Linked DNA regions of Homo sapiens: region 1 is linked to region 2. Evidence: chromatin loops called from intact Hi-C (ENCODE). Cell type or tissue: IMR-90. All regions are shown on one strand. Each heading gives the region's core, and the rest is flanking DNA. Links, peaks and the distances in the headings are about the cores only. Region 1 has its middle 200 kb from the start of UBE2E1. Region 2 overlaps UBE2E1 (ubiquitin conjugating enzyme E2 E1).

Region 1 (4,395 bases), core at 134-4,133, 270 kb after region 2:
AAAAAGACTCTGAAGAACTCCAGCCTAAGCCTAACACCCTACTTATTGGAAAGGAGACTCCAAGAAAGCTTCCTTAGGTCGAGGTAGTGAGTCCAGCCCTGAAGGTGCACAGTCCTCCAATCAAATAAGCCCGGAGTGGAGCAGCATCCTGACAGACACTGAGTCACCTGCTTCCTCCAGCCAAGGACAGAAACACTCTCTCTAGTTGCTAAAGGTTGAGACAATGCTTGGTGGTTTGGAGATATTCGCAAACTTCTTCCCCAAGTTATTTCATCTGTGCATCTTTCTCTTGTTCCATTTTCCCAGGGCAACGCAAACCATCTACATTAACATATTCATTTTCTAGGGCTGCCATAAAAAAGGCCACAACCTAGGAGGCTTAAATATATTAAAACACATTGCCTCCCAGTTCTGGAAGCTAGAAGTCTGAGATCAAGGTGTCAACAGTGCCACATTCACTCGGTGGGTGCTAGGGATGGGTCTGTTGCAGGCCTCTCTCTGGCTCTGGGAGCTCCTAGGCTGTGGCAGCACAACTCCAGTCTTCACGTGGCGTTCTCCCTGTGTGCACATCTGTGTCCAATCTTCCCTTTTACAAGGACATCAGTCATAATTGATTAGGAGCCCTGCCCAGTAGGTACCTACTCCAGTGTGACCTGATCTTAACTAATGACATCTGCAAACAACCCTGTTTCCAAATAAGCTCACATACTGAGATACAAGGAGTCAGGACTCAACATATGGACTTCAGGGGATGCAACTTGACCCATAGCAGTCAATGTTTCTCAAACCTCAGTCATTTTTTAGACCACCTTTATAATTGTTCTCTTGAATAATATGAGACCTATACTATTAATTTGCCATTAGCTCTTTTTTTTTTTTACCTAATACCATAATACTGTATACCATGAACAGAAAACCAGTATCACATGGCATAAAGAAGTTGATGATAAACATAATACATAAAATACATTACAAACATAAATAATGTAATGTAATAAATATAAAAACATGACTATTAAAATAAGTGTTTTGGCCAGCCATGGTGGCTCACACCGGTAATCCCAGGACTTTGAGAGGCTGAGGTGGGTGGATTGCTTGAGCCCTGGAGTTTGTGACAAGCCTGGGCAACATGGCAAAACCTCGTCTCTGCAAAAAATACAAAGATTAGCCCGGGGTAGTGGTGCATGCATATAGCCCCAGCTACTTGGTCGGCTGAGGTAGGAGGATCACCTGAGCCTGGGATGTCGAGGCTACAGTGAGTACCACTGTACTCCAGCCTGGGCAACAGAGTGAGACCCTGTTTCAAAAAACAAAACAAAACAAAACAAAACATAAATAAATAAAATCACTGTTTGCCAATGTATTACTCCAAATCTTTTTCTTATCTCCTGTAGCTGAAAACTGCCTTTGGAAAATACATACTATATTTAATCTTGATGGGGTCTGAGGGGCATTTCTAGAAATTACATCAAAAGCCAAGAAGGCACTCTCAGCATGAGAATCTCAGGCCCTCATAGGGTGGAAACAGAGAAAGGCTGTGGTCCACTAGGGCTTGGGAGGGGAGGATGAGGTCTAATTACTCTACCGACACAGTACACAGATCAGAGGATCAGAGAGTGACCTTACAAATCACATTTCATAAAAGAAAAAGTGAGGCCCAGAGAGCTGAAGGCCAGACAGCACCAGGGCCCAGGCTGGAACCTGATCCCTGATTCCCACTCTCACATCAGTGAAGCGAACCCTGCGGTGCGGCAGCTGGATAGAGCTTCCTGCAGCCGATTAAAGATGAGGTTTGCAACGCACCCGGGTTCTGTCTTGAGGCTCATGACACACCTGGGTGTCGGCAAACTCTTGGCGATCAGGCATCTTTCTGAGCTAATTTTGGTTTATTCTTAGCAAAAGAGAAAGGTGCTAAGTTTAGCATAAAGATGGTGCTTCCAATTGTCCTCAAACTGTTTGCTAAAGAGAACTATGTTGTTTTCTGGTTGGTTAGTTTTATTTTTTGAAAATATAGTAGTTGCACGTGGTTAAAATTCACATCATGCTAAAAGGTATGTGGTAAAAAGTTTTCTTCCCAGTTCTAACTCACAATATCCGAAATCCCCCCTCTGTAGGCCCACAATTCATCTGTTTTGCGTATCCTTCTAGAGCTGTGAAGGTGGAGTAGCAGCTTTAACACAGACACCAATGAAATATCTGAAACAAATTTCACCAGAATTATATCACTTCTGGGAACAACCCCTCAGTCTCCACGGATCCGGTGCTTCTACCCTACCCCCTACTTAACTCATTTTCTTTCTCGTCCTCTTTTAATTAAATTTTAGCCTTTTTAAGGTATTCCAGGTGAAGAATACTGGATAGGAATGGGGCAAGCAGCTGCAGCCACGCCCACTGGCTCATGAAGGAGAGTCTGGCTGCCCATACGAGGAGATCAATAAATCTTGTCAGAATAAGAATTTGGGAAAGGAGAGAGGTAGATAATAACATTTATTCAGCACCTACTATTTGACAGAAACTTTAAAATATAACCTCATAAAGTGGGTGTTTTCATTTCCAGTTTGTAGAAAGGAACCCAGGGGTGAGAGGTTATGGAACTGGCCTCAATCCCCGCTCGTCCGATTCCAAAGCCCATGCTCTCTTGTCTGCATCCTTTTGGGGACGGGAAATCTGCTGGAATTACTTCCACTTAAGGGAACAATTCACAGTATCAGACAGATCCGGTTCCTTACAGGATAGGCTTCATCTTTATCTTTGCGGTTCTTCTGCAACTGTACGTGGTCTAGGGATGCAATAAATGCATGCATATTGAGTGCCTGAGATCACCAAGGAAGAGAGAAGGAGAGAAGACACAGGATAGAAAACCAGGGATCAGAAACATTCAGAAGTGTGGAAGGTCACCTTTGGGGCACGTGAGATTCGAACCAGAGCCCAGGGAGAAAAGAAGTTCAGGAAGGAGGGTTAACAGCATGGGCTGCTATGGAGGCCTGAAGATCAGCTTCTAGAAGATGCTGTTGGTGCTGATGACTGGTGATCTGTGAGTGGATTCAGTAAAGTGGCAGAAAGGAAGGCAGATTGTGTGTGTATGTGCATGTGTGTGTGTGTGTGTGTGAGAGACAGAGAGAGAGAAGTGCACTTAATGCCGATGTTCACCTCATGTCTTGTTTTCCGGCTACTGCAACTTGATGAGGTTACATTTACCAGGCCTTCATTCTGAAGCCTGGCATTTCTCCCAAGAGTGCCAGTTCTGCCTAATGAGAGCAACTCAAGCGAATCCACAGGAAAGAAAAAGGAAAGTGACATTTTAATTTTATCCAGGCTGAAACACAACTGTACGCAAGGAATGTGCCTGTAATTCTGAATCATGAATGTACCAATGCCTTGCTTTATGGAATAGAAATGTGCTCTGTCCAAATTGGCTGTGAGGTGAATAAACATTACTTTTCCACTGAATTCAGCTATAAAACGACTGGAAATCTTTCCATGGGGATTGGGAAAAAAAAAGAAAAGAAAAGAAAAACAGAGAAACAAACCCACTGCCAGAAGGAAGAGAAGACACAGAGCTGACCATGGCCGGCTCCTGCAGGGCAGAGGTGACTCCGCGCTTTTCTGGGACCGATTTGTGTTGCCTTCTTCCAAATACCCTGATCTGTAAGGATTGCTCTAACTTCCTCCTGCTTTGTTTTTCCCTTAATAGGGAAATACGGGCTATTACACCCAGCGGAGCTGGCATACAATATTTTGCTTTGCCTGGGGTCCATTTGACACAATGCTGAATGTTCCTTACGTTCAAGGGTTTTGGCTGCATAAACTCAGTAATTCCCTACTTCATCAGTTAGTAAATACACAATTATATGTATCAAGTTTACTCGGACTGGGAGGTGGCACAGCACTGTGCTTTTGCACATGGGGCTTCACAGCCACAGAGACCTGGGTTTGAGACCCAGCTCTGCCACTTAGCAGCTACGCAAGCTTGGCTCTGTTAAAATCTCTGGGTTTTTATGTGATAGGGATAAGATACACCTCGGGGGATTACAGGAAGCATTAAATGAAATTACATGTTTGTATATACACACACATACACACACACCTGTGTTTGTATGCATACACACCATGTGTTCGATGCTTTATGCTGAATATTTACTGGGTACATATTCAGCAGGGGTAGTAATTGTGATGATGGTGGTGATAATAACAATACACACACAGAATCTTGTCCCAGTAGATTACCCTTTTATATTCTGCCACAGAGATCTATTTCCATTGCCCAAAGGCACACAATTTTCACAGCTTTCTAAAATCTCAAGCCTTCTACATTAATAGTACTAAAAGAATTTTTTCCCAATCAGAAGGGCAACATTTTTAAATCTACAGATAAGAAATGCTACCATATGCCTG
Region 2 (4,395 bases), core at 145-4,144:
GTAGCAACAGTGCCAGCGTATTTCAAAAAAGGGCAGAGGCTTGGGATCAACTGAATTAGAAACTCAGTTCTACCTATTTAAAAATCTCAAGTAATTCCTGATATTATCTCATAGTACAATGACTAATGTTTCGTAAAAATAAAGAACTGGCACTTGGAATAAGCTTTATCATCATCCTCAGAAAGCCAGATGTGGCACGGACTGCTTATTAGCTACTGCATGCCTATTCTCCTTTTGTCTGTGGAAGCTTCATGATAAGCTTCTATGTCACTTACATAAAGTACATCATTCATATCACAAACCCCCCCAAACACCCATATTTCAACAGTAGTCTTAGAGCAGTGGTTCTCAACTGGAAGTAATTTTGCCTCCTACCCCACCCCCTGACGTTTGGCAATGCTTGCAGTCATTCTGAATGCCACAAACGGGAGGGAGGTGCTAATGGCATCTGGTGGATAGAGGCCAGGGATGTTGCTAAACATCCTACAATGCACCAGACAGCCCCCACAAAGAATGATCTCAGCCTACAATGTCAACAGTGCCAAGGCTGAGAAACCCTGCCTTAGAGAAAATTTGCTCAGGGTTAAGCTAGTAAAGGGAAGAGCTTCAATCTGAATCCCAGCTGTTAGACTCCAGTGCCCAGTCTTATTTTATTTTTCTGTGCCTGGTACACCAAAAAAGGATCAATATATATGGTTGCTGTTGTTATTATTAAAAGTTAATTTGCATATACCCTGAATGTTCTGTAGACTGATATTCAAAGTGCCGCCTCTGGACAAGCAACATCGGCATCCATCCCCTGGGAGTTTGTTAGAAATGCAGACATCAGACTCCACCTCAGACCCTATCAATGTGCATGTTAACAAATGATTCTTATGCACATTAAAGTTTGAGAAGCCAGCTACAGAGGATTATTAAGAGCAATGAATACCAACTGTTTCTTTCTTTGAGACAGTGTCTCACTCTGTTGCTCAAGCTGGAGTGCAGTGGCTCAATCACAGCTGGCTCAAGTGATCCTTCCATCTCAGCCTCCTGAGTTGCTAGGATTACAGGCGTGCATCACCACACCTGGCTAATTTTTAAATTTTTTTTAGAGACAGGGTCTTGCTAGGTTACCCAGACTGGTCTTGAACTCCTGGGCTCAAGCGATACTTCTGCTTGGCCTCTGAAAGCACTGACATTACAGTAGTGAGCCACAGTTCTGATTTTCTAGATTTAAATTACCATTAATATTATTTAGCTCCCTCCTCCCTTGTCTACAACTCTTTGCAGTAATAAATATGCATCAACCCTGGTAATGCCTAGCTCTATTAAGACAAAAAACAAAAACAAGAAACAAAAAACAAAAAACCCAAAACTGAATTTACAAAATGCTTATATGAAAAAAAAATCCAATTACATCTACATTCCCTATGACAAACACACTACTAAAAATCCACTCCTGATTTACTCTTCTATTGCTAAGAAATTCATAGAGAAGATAAGCTATGAAGGTAGCAATCTACCAGAGATACTGGGTGAAAGCTGCCTTCTCCATGAGATCTACTTGGTACATTCTTACCCTCAGCACCCCTTCATAAAACAGTAACCTTTTGTAACCTAGAAGCGAGTGGCAGAAGGAACTTGAAAAATGAGAAAACTTTACTAAAGAAACTAACAGGGTAGTGACACGATTTTGTAAGTGCTATTAAAAAGCAGGGCGACCACTGCCATAGTCCTAATAACTAAGTTAGAAGGCTTCCTCACCTAAGGTGAGGGGAAGAGGAAAGGAAGAGGCTCTGGTACTGTGAGGAATGTACCATTCAGGTTAACTATCCCTTGGAAAGAACTTGCAGACCTAGAGCCAACCTAAAGGGCTCCCCAGAAAAACTAGTACCCACACACAAGAATTCACATATTTGGCTGGGCACAGTGGCTCACGCCTGTAATCCCAGCACTTTGTGAGGCCAAAGCGGGCAGATCACGAGGTCTAGAGATAGAGACCATCCTGGCCAACACAGTGAAACCCCGTCTCTACTAAAAACACAAAAATTAGCTGGGCGTGGTGGCGAGCGCCTGTAATCCCAGCTACTCAGAAGGGTGAGGCAGGAGAATCGCTTGAACCTGGGAGGCGGAGGCTGCAGTGAGATGAGATCACGCCACTGCACTCCAGCCTGGGCGACAGAGCGAGACTCCGTCTCAAAAAAAATTCACATTAGTGGTATCCACTGTATCAAGGAAGTTATACTGGAACACGGTGGGGCTAAATAGGGGATATATCTTCCTAACTATGGGAAGGAGACTATCCCAGGCACTTAAGATCTCCAACAGTGTGGCCATTTAATGGCCTTCTAACAAAGCCCTCCAAAAGTCTTGTAACAACAACACTGAGGAAATGGTGCCTACTGTCTTCCTCTAGCATAAAGTAGATAAACTTCCGAAGGAATTTTTGACATAACTTTTTGTGACGCACAAGGATGATTTGTGGCCTATGGAAGCTATAGAGTTCATTTTTAAAATTTGTTCCAAACCAGGAAGAGAATAGATTTGTCTGGGTATTTACACAGACTGCTATAGTCATTTGGATACAATCTTTTGTACATCCGAATTTAAGTCTCTAGGGGGTAGTAATTTCCCACACATACTACAGGACTTGGCACACTAACAGTTACCAATATTTAATTAGATGATCAAATATGTACTACTGTTTGGGATTATACAACAGTGTTTCCATATTAGGTAAAATAATTAAAACATCACAAAAGCTCAATCTTGCCCAGTTAGTCATTCAATCGTAGGTCTTACTGTATATGCTGCTGCTCTAGGGACAGTCCAGCACATCTGGAAATTTACATTCCAATATTGAAAAAAATTAGATGACACTGTTTTTAAAAGAAAACTACTTCCAAGTAACTTGTAAGTAAAGGGTTAAGTTACTCTGGTAGGGATGACAAAAGAAGAGCAGACCTAAAAAATGTGGACATTAGGGGGTCACTCTTAACTAGGGATGGCTGAATGAGGAGTTATTAGTACAGTGAGCTAAGGAACCGCACTTTCCCTTCTGGCCTGTCAGGGTAGTCGTGGGGGTAGGTGGCAAGCAAGTAAAATGACAAAACTAGTTCAATGCCAAGTGCCTGAAAGAAGCAGGGGTTGGGGGTACGGCAGTGATTAGAATTAAAGTAAGATCAGTATCCCTTGTGTCTTGAAAGCCATTTTCCTCTATAAGATTAAACATGTAGGTAAGTCAGGATAAAGGTGGATCCAACAATAGGTCTTTTCTGCAGGAATTATACAAGCCTGAGTTGGAACAATTCTAATCTGCCCTTTCGCCCAAGAAGTTAGAAAAAACGAGTCAGGACAGAATCCAATGCTGTGTGTGTGTGGTGATGACTCCTCTATTCCCACTAAAGAATCCAGAGCTTGGGTGTCTGGAATCTGCCTTATGGTGGAGTCCAGATTCTTCAGTTGCAATGCTTATGCTACCATACACAAAACTGCTATTTGAATGAGTAAATACCAACGGGTTATTAGTCCTGGTTCTTCAGTTCACAGGGCACAACTGACTCTTCTATTGGGATGATTAACTATATTGTGCATAAGTGAGAGTCAGCTGGGGGAAAAGCAGAGCATCTTGTTCAGACTTTTTGAGGGGAGAACGTATTGTTAACACCTCTACCCTCCACACATTTAGTGCTGATCCCCAAAAGCAAGAGTGTCACAAAGAAAGTTTTAAAAGGATACCAAGATTCTCTTAAAGGAGCTTATCAGGTTTTACTCAATTCTAAGAAAAGATTCTGGCACACATCTTTGATTACGAAATTAATTTTAGCTAAAGGTCTCCCATTACACTCAGCTCCTTATGCAGCTTCCACACTGCAACTGCTGCCAATCTCAAACTCCAGGTGGGGCAGTCAGGGGGCTGCTAGGTCAGTGGGAAGCATGGGAAGTGACACAAGTACAGAGTTCAAGAAACAGACTTCAATAACTTGCTACAAAGCAGAGTTGTGTGAACAGTCTTGCACAGTGATTTTTTGCTCACTGTGTGATATGAATCTATTATTTTATTGTTTGGCAAAACCTTTATCTGGTAATAATAATTTTCAGTTTTTTGTTGCCCACTTTTGCTTTCAAAAGTGTTCCAACTTGCATGTTATATGGTTACCCTATTTATGAAGGAATCAGAACACCTCCCTGCACTGGTCAATCAGCCTGAAACTCTCCTGCCGGTCTCTTATTTTTTTTTCTTGAGACGGAGTCTCGCTCTGTCGCCCAGGCTGGAGTGCAGTGGTGCCATCTTGGCTCACTGCAACCTCCGCCTCCCGGGTTCAAGTGATTCTCCTGCCTCAGCCTCCCGAGTAGCTGGGATTACAGGCACACGCCACCATGCCTGCCTAATTTTTGTATTTTTAGTAGAGA

Evidence for each region. A loop is a pair of places that touch in the nucleus more often than their neighbours do. Peaks named below come from ENCODE experiments on the same cell type or tissue, not always from the same donor. Only the 100,000 strongest peaks of a DNase experiment are listed, where the experiment ranks them.
Region 1: it touches region 2 in a loop (16-fold over the local background); 1 of 110 quality-filtered maps calls a loop at or near these places.

What each region holds. Positions count from the first base shown.
Region 1 is chr3:23,600,434-23,604,828 of GRCh38, reverse strand. No RefSeq gene overlaps it. Among named protein-coding and RNA genes, the nearest start is that of UBE2E1, 200 kb to the left of the region's middle. In IMR-90, for the core only: no CTCF peak of the experiment used is centred there; no DNase peak of the experiment used is centred there.
Region 2 is chr3:23,873,576-23,877,970 of GRCh38, reverse strand. All of the region lies in intron 3 of UBE2E1 (ubiquitin conjugating enzyme E2 E1), which reads right to left. Among named protein-coding and RNA genes, the nearest start is that of NKIRAS1, 41 kb to the left of the region's middle. In IMR-90, for the core only: a CTCF peak has its summit at 2,574; DNase peaks (open chromatin) are centred at 470 and 3,410; H3K27ac peaks cover 206 bases.